2 separate regions of the Homo sapiens genome follow, and region 1 is linked to region 2. A link is a loop called in an ENCODE intact Hi-C map of the cell type or tissue named here. Cell type or tissue: PC-3. All regions are shown on one strand. Each heading gives the region's core, and the rest is flanking DNA. Links, peaks and the distances in the headings are about the cores only. Region 1 overlaps TANGO6 (transport and golgi organization 6 homolog). Region 2 overlaps TANGO6 (transport and golgi organization 6 homolog).

Region 1 (5,379 bases), core at 126-5,125, 64 kb before region 2:
CGAGGCAAGCAGATCACCTGAGGTCAGGAGTTTGAAACCAGCCTGGTCCTACATGGTGAAACCCCATCTCTACGAAAAATACGAAATTAGCTGGGCATAGTATGGGTTCCTATAATCCCAGCTACTCTGGAGGCTGAGGCAGGAGAATCGCTTGAACCTGGGAGGCGGAGGTTGCAGTGAGCCGAGATCGAGCCACTGTATTCCAGCCTGGGCGACAGAGCGAGACTCTGTTTTAAAAAAAAAATTTAGGATGGGCGCGGTGGCTCACACCTGTAGTCCCAGCACTTTGGGAGGCTGAGGTGGGTCGATCACGAGTTCAGGAGTTCGAGACCAGCTTGGCCAACATGGTGAAACCCCATCTCTACTAAAAGTACTAAAATTAGCCAGGTGTGGTGGCGGGCACCTGTGATCCCAGCTGCTCAGGAGGCTGAGGCAGGAGAATCGCTTGAGCCTGGGAGGCGGAGGTTGCAGTGAGCTGATGTGGCACCGTTGCACTCCAGCCTGGGCAATAGAGCAAGACTCTGTCTCAAAAAAAAAGTAAATTTAAAAAATTTAAAAATAACGTTAAAAACTCAGAACAGTACTGTTGTTTTTTGTGGAGCTCTCAGGACTATGAAAGATGGGTGGGCAGGATTTAGACACTCAAATGAGTGTGAGGGGATTGAAGCTGAGGGAAAAGCAAAGGTAGGAAGATGTTCAAGAGTGGGGCCAGACCAGGTGCTGTGGCTGCTGCCTGTAATCCCAGCACTTTGGGAGGTCGATGTGGACGATCACTTGAGCCCAGTAGTTTAAGACCAGCCTGGACAACATGGCAAAATCCTGTCTCTATAAAAATTTTAAAAATTAGCCGGGTGTGGTAGCGCATGCCTATAGTCCCAGCTACTCTGGAGGCTGAAGTGGGAGAATCACTTGAGCCCAAGAGGTCAAGACTGCAGCAAGCTGTGATCATACAACTGCACTCCAGCCTGGGTGACAGAGACCCTGTCTCAAAAAAAAAAGGCAGGGTGGGGGGGTTGGGCAAATATAAAGTATAACAGAAGGGAAGCAGTTCAGGTTGTTAGTGGAGCAAAATGGGCATGAAGGCAAGGTATAGGAGTCAGTATCTTCATCTCCCATTTTTCAGACAAAGAAACCAGGGCTAAGAGGCCAACTGCTTGGCCAACCAGTATGTAATAGAGGCTGGATTCAACTCCAAAGCCAAGGCCCTTATTTATGCCTCTGTACTTCCTTCCTTTTTCCATTGCATTTTCTCACCTTTGTCACAACACCATGGCCTCTGTTCTTTTTTTTTTTTTTTTTTGAGACAGAGTCTCGCTCTATCGCCTAAGCTAGAGTGCAGTGGCGTGATCTCAGCTCACTGCAAGCTCTGCCTTCCCGGTTCACACCATTCTCCTGCCTCAGCCTCCTGAGTAGCTGGGACTACAGGCACCCGCCACCACGCCCAGCTAATTTTTTGTATTTTTAGTAGAGACGAGGTTTCACCGTGTTAGCTAGGATGGTCTCGATCTCCTGACCTTGTGATCCACCCGCCTCGGCCTCCCAAAGTGCTGAGATTACAGGCGTGAGCCACCACACCTGGCCAGCCTCTGCTCTTACGGATGGTAAAATTAAACCATGGAACCATGGATCATGACATTTTCAGTGAAGCAATTAAATACTTCTTAATTTCATGGCTTCTGGGGCTCCTTTAAAGTCCCTCACCTCCTATTCATATAGACTAGCTGTCACAAAGGCAGGATTCATGACCAAGAAGGCAACATGAGATACCTCCAGGTAAAGAGTCAGTTGCTTAAATGTCCACTTTACAAGCTATTAAGGAGGTCTAAGTACCTTCCCTGCAGAACAGCGATTTAAATTTTGCCCTGGAGCCACCCTTTCTCTAGTAAAGTTGGAATTTGAAGGCAAGTTAAGGAGGATGGAGTAGTGAGAGAGCTTGTAAGTAAAACAGCAAGTCCCTCTTCAGACTTCCCCTTAAATACAGCATCCCACACTCTCTAAGTAATCCATGGTTTTTACTGGAGCTTTATTGCAGTATCAGCTAGAGGTGCACCCTGCTTTTGTGTTTCCCTCCCCAACTAAAGAGCAAGCAGCCTATGTCACCCTTCATCTCAAATACAAATTAAAATTCCTAATCTCACCAGATGTGATTAAGATGATACTTGAAGCTGTTCACACACTTAGTAAGCCCAATTATATTTTTTATTAACACTGACATAGTTCCTTTTGTTGGTGAATCATAACTTTACAATTTTTAACTGAATGAAGCATCAATTACCCCCTCTCAGGTCACGTTGAGAACTTGGCAGTGGTGGAAGGTAAACTTAAATGGTGTCTGTACAGTTTGGGCAACACATTTTTAGATTTTTACATTAGGCTTTTGTGCTTCCTGACCTTGTGGTATCTCTCCTGCCCCAGAGGAGGATTGAAGGTTGGGAATGAATTGAGCCTCAGGGAATGAATCACAACCCCTTGAGCTGCCAAAGACCTCATTAGGTCATCTCTCTGTCCACCTGCTGGGACATGATTGCTAAGGTGTTTCTTAGGAGAAAGCTGTTTTAGAATCACTTTTGTACTTTGTGTTCAACTTTTGTTTTCCACTATTGATAACCTTTAAATAGGGACAAAAAGAGAATTGTAAAATATTTTCTTTGGCAATTAGGGTTTTCTTTTTGTTGTTGTTGTTAATGGCTTAAAATGTTCATTCACTCAACAGGTATTTTTTATTATTATTATTATTATTATTATTATTATTATTATTATTTTGTGTGTGTGAGACGGAGTCTTGCTCTGTCTCCCAAGCTGGAGTGCAGTGGCACAATCTTGGCTCACTGCAACCTCTGCCTCCCAGGTTCGAGCGATTCTCCTGCCTCGGCTTCCTGAGTAACTGGGATTACAGGCACGCACCACCACGCCTGGCTAGTTTTTTGTATTTAGCAGAGACAGGGTTTCGCCATGTTGGCCAGGCTGATCTCGAATTCCTGACCTCAGGTGATACACCTGCCTCGGCCTCCCAAAGTGCTGGGATTATAGGCGTGAGCCACTGCACCCGCCTCAACAGATATTTATTGAGCACTGCTATGTTTGAGGGTGCTGTGCAAGGTACAACACTGAGAAAAACAGTCATGTCTTGCCTTCATGGAGTTTACAGTTGGAGAAGAGCAAATGATACAAAATCACACAAATGTAAAACATGGTTTTGACACAGGTGCTCTAAATAAAAGGTACATGGTGTTCTCTCACTAACTCCATCCTCCTTAACTTGCCTTCAGATTCCAACTTTACTAGATAAAGGGTGGCTCCAGGGCAAAATTTAAATAGCCGTTCTGTAGGGAAGATACTTAGACCTCCTTAATAGCTTGTAAAGTAGACATTTAAGCAACTGACTCTACCTGGAGGTATCTCATACTGTCTTCTTGGTCGTGAAACCCGCCTTTGTGACAGCTAGTCTATATGAATAGGAGGAGAAGGACTTGAAATGAGCCCCAGAAACCATGAAATTAAGATGTATTTAATTGCTTCACTAAACATGTTTTAGGGACATTTTCCCTGACAGCAAGGGAACGAGGCAGTAACCCATCAGTGAGGATCTGTGGGTAGTTAGGAATTAACCTAGTAAAGAAGGGAGGAGACCAGGCACAGTGGCTCATGCCTGTAATCCCAGCACTTTCGGAGGCCGAGGTGGGCGGATCACTTGAGGTCAGGAGTTCGAGACCAGCCTGGCCAACATGGTGAAACCTCGTCTCTACTAAAAATACAAAAAAAAAGAAAAGTTAGCTGGGTGTGGTGGTGTGTGCCTGTAATCCCAGCCACTTGGGAGGCTGAGGCAGGAGAATTGCTTCAACCCAGGAAGCAGAGGTTGCAGTGAGCTGAGATCGTGCCACTACACTCCAGCCTGAGCAACAGAGCAAGACTCCATCTCAAAAAAAAAAAAAAAAAAAGGAAGGAGGAAAGAGTGTTGTAGGATGCGAAACAGCAAAGCAGCAGGACTACAGCAGGGAGGAGCAGGAGGCAAGAACTGCATGAACGCCTGTGCCCTCCAGACCCTTAGGATCAGTAAGGAGGGGCATGGGTGAGTGGGTTTGGAGCACCAGGCAACCCACTCTAACCAGATGGCTCTCCTTTTCTCTCTTTCATCAAGCCCTCTCTTAAGATTTCATGGAAAAACAAAGTTCTGCTGCTCAAAAGAAAAAAAAAGTTTTGAGAACTCACTGTCAGGCTATGTACGTGCCTAGCGAGAAAGTTTTATACCACATTTCATGTGTCATGCCACATACACACCCTTCCTCACCTCTTCACCACTGATGGAGAATTCAGTCTCTCCTTAAGCCTACTTTCATAAAATGCAATGAGAATGTTTGGATATCTGTACAAATTTCTGAGCTTGGTTGTCCAACACACAGCCCTTAACCATTATGAAAAACATCCTAATTGCAGATTAAAAAGGTAAAAAACCATATGGCATTATTTTAGGCCAGTGGGTTTTAAGTAATTTTTTAGCGGTGGAATCCATTTTCAAATGAGATCTAACATGAAGGCATCAAAAACTCAGGTGATTTTTATTTTCTTCTTTGTGTCTTTTATATTTTTCATGTTTTCTAATATGAACACGTATTGATTTTATAATAAGAAGAGAATGTTTTTAAAATTACATGGCTGTTTAGGGAAACTGAATTGTTTCATGACAACAAGGTTCAGGGACTAGTACAGATTGAAACAGATGGCTTCCCTCGGTGTAGTACCCCCCGTTGACCTTTTCACAACTAGGGATTACTAAAGCACAGAGTGACTATGGCTTTTTCACTGTGAAATTATATGACAGCAGAAACCTAACTGACAAACAGATGTTTTTCCCAAGTGGAGCTTTTCTTAATGAAATCGTTGCTTGGAAACCAGACCATAATAATAACTTCTCTATATTTAGTTTGTAAAGTGATTCAGTTTGCAAAATTATTAAGTCAGAGTATACTAATTAGATAAAATTGAATGTATCTATTATTTGTCTTGCAATTCAGCAACCAAATGGTTAAGCTAGGAGCAGAATTTCATCCGGGATATATCTGTCCAGATGCCATTCATAACAGGGGACATACAAGGAAAATGACAGCTCATAGAGCAACGCTGCTCTGCTCCTCACTGTGACTGCATTGGCACAGTGGTGTTTGATCTTTCACTCATACTTATTAGAAGCTGTTACTTGCAGCACTTATTAAGATGCTGAGACGATCAGTTGGGTCACTGGGTCAAAAATTGTACGTGAAAATGTGAAAATAAATTCAATTTAAATTACTCAGTGAGACAACAGTATAAAGGAGAAAGATTCAGGAGTGAATATACTTGTTTAGCATGATAGAATTTATCAGTGGAAAGTCTGATATACTA
Region 2 (5,379 bases), core at 289-5,288:
AACTCTAAGGCAACCCTAATTCATATATCCTTATGATAGCCAAAGGCAAAAAGTTTTCTGAGAGTCTTCTAGCAGACTTTCCTTCACAACTCCTTGTCCAGAACTGGGTCACATGCCCATGCCTAAACCAATTAAAGCAAAGGGAGATGTCCACCACGATTCACTTAGACCAATGGAAACTGTAGCCTGAATCACATGGGGAGGGATGGCGACAGGTGGATACTTGAACAAAATTAATGTACTGTTTGTAAGGAAAATTGGGAAAATGCCAGTGAGATGTATACAAAATTTGACATAGAGGAATCCCTAAAGCTCAAATTAACCCCTGGGCTGGGCACAGTGGCTCACACTTATAATCTCAGCACTTTGGGAGTCTAAGGCAGGAGGATCACTTGAGCCCAGGAGTTCGAGACCAGCCTGGGCAACATAGCAAGGCCCAATCTCTGTAAAAAAAATTGTAACCAGCTGGGCATGGTGGTGTGCATCTATAGTCCCACCCTACTCAGGAGGCTAAAGCAAGAGGATCTCTTGAGCCCAGGAGTTTGATTCTGCAGTGAGTTATGATTGCACCACTGCACTCTAGCCTGGGTGACAGAACAAGACCTTGTCTCAAAAAAAAAAAAAAAAGAAAAAGAAAAGACAAAGAACCTCTTATGTAGGATCTTAAAATTCAATGCCTATGCCAAATTGCAGCCCTGGAAGATTCTTTGACTATGTGCATTCATTTTGTTCTCCATAGAAACCAGTTCAAGCCAACTCCCACCTGGAGACTAGGGTACAATACAGTCCTGAGACCTCTATCACAAGATCAGAAGGGAGGGAAGATTAGTCAGAGGGTAGCAGAGCCCCAAGAAATGAAGGCAAGGTCATAAATCCCCAAAGAAGACCAGGTTTGAGCCAAGTATGTGACAGATCTAGGCTATGTATGTGAGGCCTAAGAGAGGTCCAGTCTCGGAGAACGTGGAGGCAGGGGCCCTTTGAGAAATGCAGAGTGGATGCAGTGAGTGTTCCAGTTCTTCCAGTCCAACACTTGGAAAACAAGGTAGCAAGTGAGCCCAGAGCCAGCTGACCAGGTACAATGCAGGGTCTGAGATGCTGACACTCCCACTGGCTTCTTGGGTTCTCAGATGTAGCTGGGATGGGTTGATGGAGCATGTAGTTTAACAGATGCTCATTTTATTTTATTTATTTATTTATTTATTTATTTATTTATTTTAAACAGAGTCTTGCTCTGTCGCCCAGGCTGGAGTGCTGTGGCATGATCTCGGCTAACTGTAAGCTCCACCTCCTGGGTTCACGCCATTCTCCTGCCTCAGCTTCCCGAGTAGCTGGGACTACAGGCGCCCGCCACCACGCCCAGATAATTTTTTGTATTTTTAATAGAGACCGGGTTTCGCCATGTTAGCCAGGATGGTCTCGATCTCCTGACCTCATGATCCGCCCCCTCTGCTTCCCAAAGTGCTGGGATTACAGGCATGAGCCACCGCACCTGGCCAATGGATGCTCATTTTCAAAGGAGTGCTGGAGCTCAGTTAGGGCAGGAATTTACATAAATGGAACGTTAAGTTGCAGTTTTGTTAATATAGTGATATGCTCTTGACTTATATGGCCAGTCAGTATAAGAAACAGCCGTATGATTCCTGCATTGAATATAAAGCTTCTATTGCCCACTCTCTTCTTCACTTTTCCACCAGGCCCTCACATGCCTTGTTCCTTGAGGTCTTCTCCTCTGAGAGCTCTTCCCTGAGCCCTCACCCACATTGTCAACTCCCCCGCTCCTTATTTTTTTTCATAGCCTTCATTGCTGCTGGAAATTTTATTATTTATTGTCTTTCTTCCCCGCTAGAAGTAGGCTTCATGAAGATGGGAGCTTTGATTTCTTGTTCATGCCATATTGTCCTCAGTACTGAGAACATTGGCACATTGGAGTACTGTGGGCACTCAATTAAGATTTGCTGGATCAATTAGCCAGGCGTGGTGGCACATGCCTGTAATCCCAGCTACTTGGGAGGCTGAGGCAGGAGAATTACTTGAACCTGGGAGAGGGAGGTTGCGGTGAGCCGAGATTGCGCTGTTGCATTCCAGCCTGGGCAACAAGAGCGAAACTCCATCTCAAAAAAAAAAAAAAGATTTGCCGGATGAATGAATGAGATACCTCTTAGTGTCCTTCCTGAAGTTTCTCTCTCTTCATGATGTTCCTTCTTTTATTGGATAATGAGAGCTGTGTTTTCTAATTCCTTTTTTGCCTTAGCTACCAAGAATTGTAAAATTAAACTACTAAACTCTTGGTTTATTTGCAGTAGCCATTCTTAGCTTGGGATGTCTGCACTTCTCTCACTTACTGTAGAGGTTTTAAAATATTTATTTTATGTATTTTATTTTATTTATTATTATTATTTTGAGATGGAGTCTCTACCCAGGCTGGAGTGCAATGGTGCGATCTCAGCTCACTGCAACCTCCGCCTCCTGGGTTAAAGCTATTCTTCTGCCTCAGCCTCCTGAGTAGCTGGGACCACAGGCAGGCACCACCACACCTGGCTAAATTTTTTGTATTTTTAGTAGAGATGGGTTTCACCATGTTGGCCAGGATGGTCTCAAACTCCTGACCTCAGGTGATTCGCCCACCTCAGCCTCCCAAAGTGCTGGGATTACAGGTGTAAGCCACCATACCCAGCCTAAAATGTTTATTTTAATGACACATGGTTTCAACGTTATTTATTGTAAGTTGCTTCAGATCCTGTGTGGAAGTAAACGAAGACTGAATAATAAGTGAACTAATTGAAGGGTAACAGGGAGTAGTGAAAAAAAAATGAACACACTTTAGAGTCTGAGCAAATAAGATAATACTGGAGCTGTTGTTAATAGAATAGAAACCAGATCAAACATTACTCATAAAAGTCCCTCTCTGTCACCATTTTGGCACATCTCACTCCATTGTTATTGCTTGGTCAGTATTTTTCCTCTTCCCCATTAGGTTTTGCCATGAGGGTAAGGACTGTATCTTTCTTGCTTATGATTAGTCCCCCAGGGCCCAGCACAGTGGCAGACACATAGTACACACTTAATCATTATTTGATAAGTTAATATGCCTTTTCTTTATCATTTATTTTTAACTATAAGCCACTATATTAGTAAACATTAAAATGTTTCTCCTGTGTTCTTACCCTTTTCAACCTGCAATTTCCCCTGCTTGTAGATTCCAAACTTCCTTCATTTTTTATGTGCCTTCCTTCCTGACAAGGAACCTTCTTCCTTTAACCACAACAGCCTCCCACTCCAGGGCTCATGAATGTGTGCCTTTTCTTCCTTCCCCAGTCTCCTAAATCTCATTTTCCTAATGACTAAACTGAAAGTGACTCACCAACTCACACACTTAGAAGTGGAAGGGGCCTGAGAGGTCATCTTGTCTCACTGGCTCATCTCCACTTCCAGGGAAGCGAAGTGAATTGCCCAGGGGTCACTCTGCTGGTTGGCAGCAGGGCCAACCCTAGAACACAGATCTCTAACTCTGGATCCTCATCTCCCACTGCAGAGTGAGCAAGCCCCCTTCCTAACTCCAGAAAGAGAAAGCACTGCAACAAAGGTAGAAAAGTATATTTTAGTCTTAGTTGGAAATCTTTTTTTTTTTTTTTTTGAGAGACAGAGTCTCACCCTTGTTGCCCAAGCTGGAGTGCAATGGCGTGATCTCAGCTCACTGCAACCTCATCATCCCAGGTTCAAGCAATTCTCCTACCTCAGCCTCCCAAGTAGCGGGATTACAGGAGCCCATCACCATGCTTGGCTAATTTTTGTATTTTTAGTAGAGACGAGGTTTCACCATGGTGAGCCACACCATGCCCAGCCGTTGGAAATCTCTTTTTTTTTTTTTTTTTTTTTTGAGACAGAGTCTCTCTCTGTCGCCCAGGCTGGAGTGCAGTGGTGTGATCTCGGCTCACTGCAAGCTCCGCCTCCCGGGTTCACGCCATTCTCCTGCCTCAGCCACCCGAGTAGCTGGGACTACAGGCGCCCGCCACCACGCCTGGCTAATTTTCTTTTTAATATTTTTAGTAGAGACGGGGTTTCACCGTGTTAGCCAGGATGGTCTCAATCTCCTGACCTCGTGATCTGCCCGCCTCGGCCTCCCAAAGTGCTGGGATTACAGGTGTGAGCCACCGCGCCCGGCCGGAAATCTCTTAAATGCAATATATCATAGGAGTTACTCATAGGTAACTCATAGGAATTAAGTATCAGACCATTTAAGTTTGATCCCAGCTCTATTTACTCTTCAAACAAGTTAACTCCTTTGTCTTAGTATATGTCCTTTCTCTTTTTTCCTATGCATTTGAATATTTAATGTACATATTTAAATCTGTATGTTTGCCGGGCGCGGTGGCTCACGCCTGTAATCCCAGCACTTTGGAGGCCGAGGCGGGCGGATCACGAGGTCAGGAGATCGAGACTATCCTGGCTAACACGGTGAAACCCCATCTCTACTAAAAATATTAAAAAGAAAATTAGCCGGGCGTGGTGGCGGGTGCCTGTAGTCCCAGCTACTCAGGAGGTTGAGGCCCGGGAGGCGGAGCTTGCAGTGAGCCAAGATCACGCCACTGCACTCCAGCCTGGGCGACAGAGTGAGACTCCGTCTCAAAAAATAAATAAATAAATAAATAAATCTGTATGTTTGATTTGTTAATAGTAGGAAAAGTTGTGTGTGTGCATATTTGCATACATAAATGGGAATACTGGTTCTGGTAGTTTCTTTCACTTTAACAATGTCTTGAGGAGAGCTTTTCATGTCAGTATATATAATTCTGTCATGTTCATTTTAATCACTGCATAGTAATCCGTAATATGGGTATACCATGGTTATTTAACCTTTCCTATATGAATTTTTTAGTTTATTTCTTCTCATTTTTCACGATTACAATTCACTAAATTCTTGATGCAGATGTCCTTGTGCAGATATGTAACTACCTCTCTAGGATAGATAATTAGAAATGCAAAGACTGGGTCAAAGAGTCTGAGATGACAATTCAAATCTCCTCTTTTCTATTCTGAAAATAGGTTATGTCTAGGTCATCAATGATTTAGTTTTGGCAGCATACGTTGATGTTAACAGGACAGAGGTGAGTCTTATGACTGCATGTAGTATGTTAGGAATTGGGAGCATTTTGGAGAAAGTACTCCTTTATCTTTTTCTTATACTGTATGGAAGGTACATTGTGCTTTGGACCTTGAGGGGAAAACAAAAACAAAAACGAAAAAAAACAAACTTCTTCGTCCTCTTCCTTCCAAGGGACTGAGACTAGCAAAGTCATGCTTTCGAGCAACCTCTGCTTGACTCTGTGACAGCATTTGCCACACAGTTCTATAATTGTCAGTACTTATCTGTTTATATGT

Evidence for each region. Hi-C counts contacts between places; a loop is a spot of excess contacts. Peaks named below come from ENCODE experiments on the same cell type or tissue, not always from the same donor. Only the 100,000 strongest peaks of a DNase experiment are listed, where the experiment ranks them.
Region 1: a loop joins it to region 2, with 8 times the contacts of the local background. A loop is called at or near these places in 1 of 110 quality-filtered maps.

Annotation. Positions count from the first base shown.
Region 1 is chr16:68,950,331-68,955,709 of GRCh38, forward strand. All of the region lies in intron 14 of TANGO6 (transport and golgi organization 6 homolog), which reads left to right. Among named protein-coding and RNA genes, the nearest start is that of TANGO6, 110 kb to the left of the region's middle. In PC-3, for the core only: no CTCF peak of the experiment used is centred there; no DNase peak of the experiment used is centred there; H3K27ac peaks cover 1,290 bases.
Region 2 is chr16:69,014,285-69,019,663 of GRCh38, forward strand. All of the region lies in intron 15 of TANGO6 (transport and golgi organization 6 homolog), which reads left to right. Among named protein-coding and RNA genes, the nearest start is that of HAS3, 89 kb to the right of the region's middle. In PC-3, for the core only: no CTCF peak of the experiment used is centred there; DNase peaks (open chromatin) are centred at 2,897 and 3,327; H3K27ac peaks cover 3,719 bases.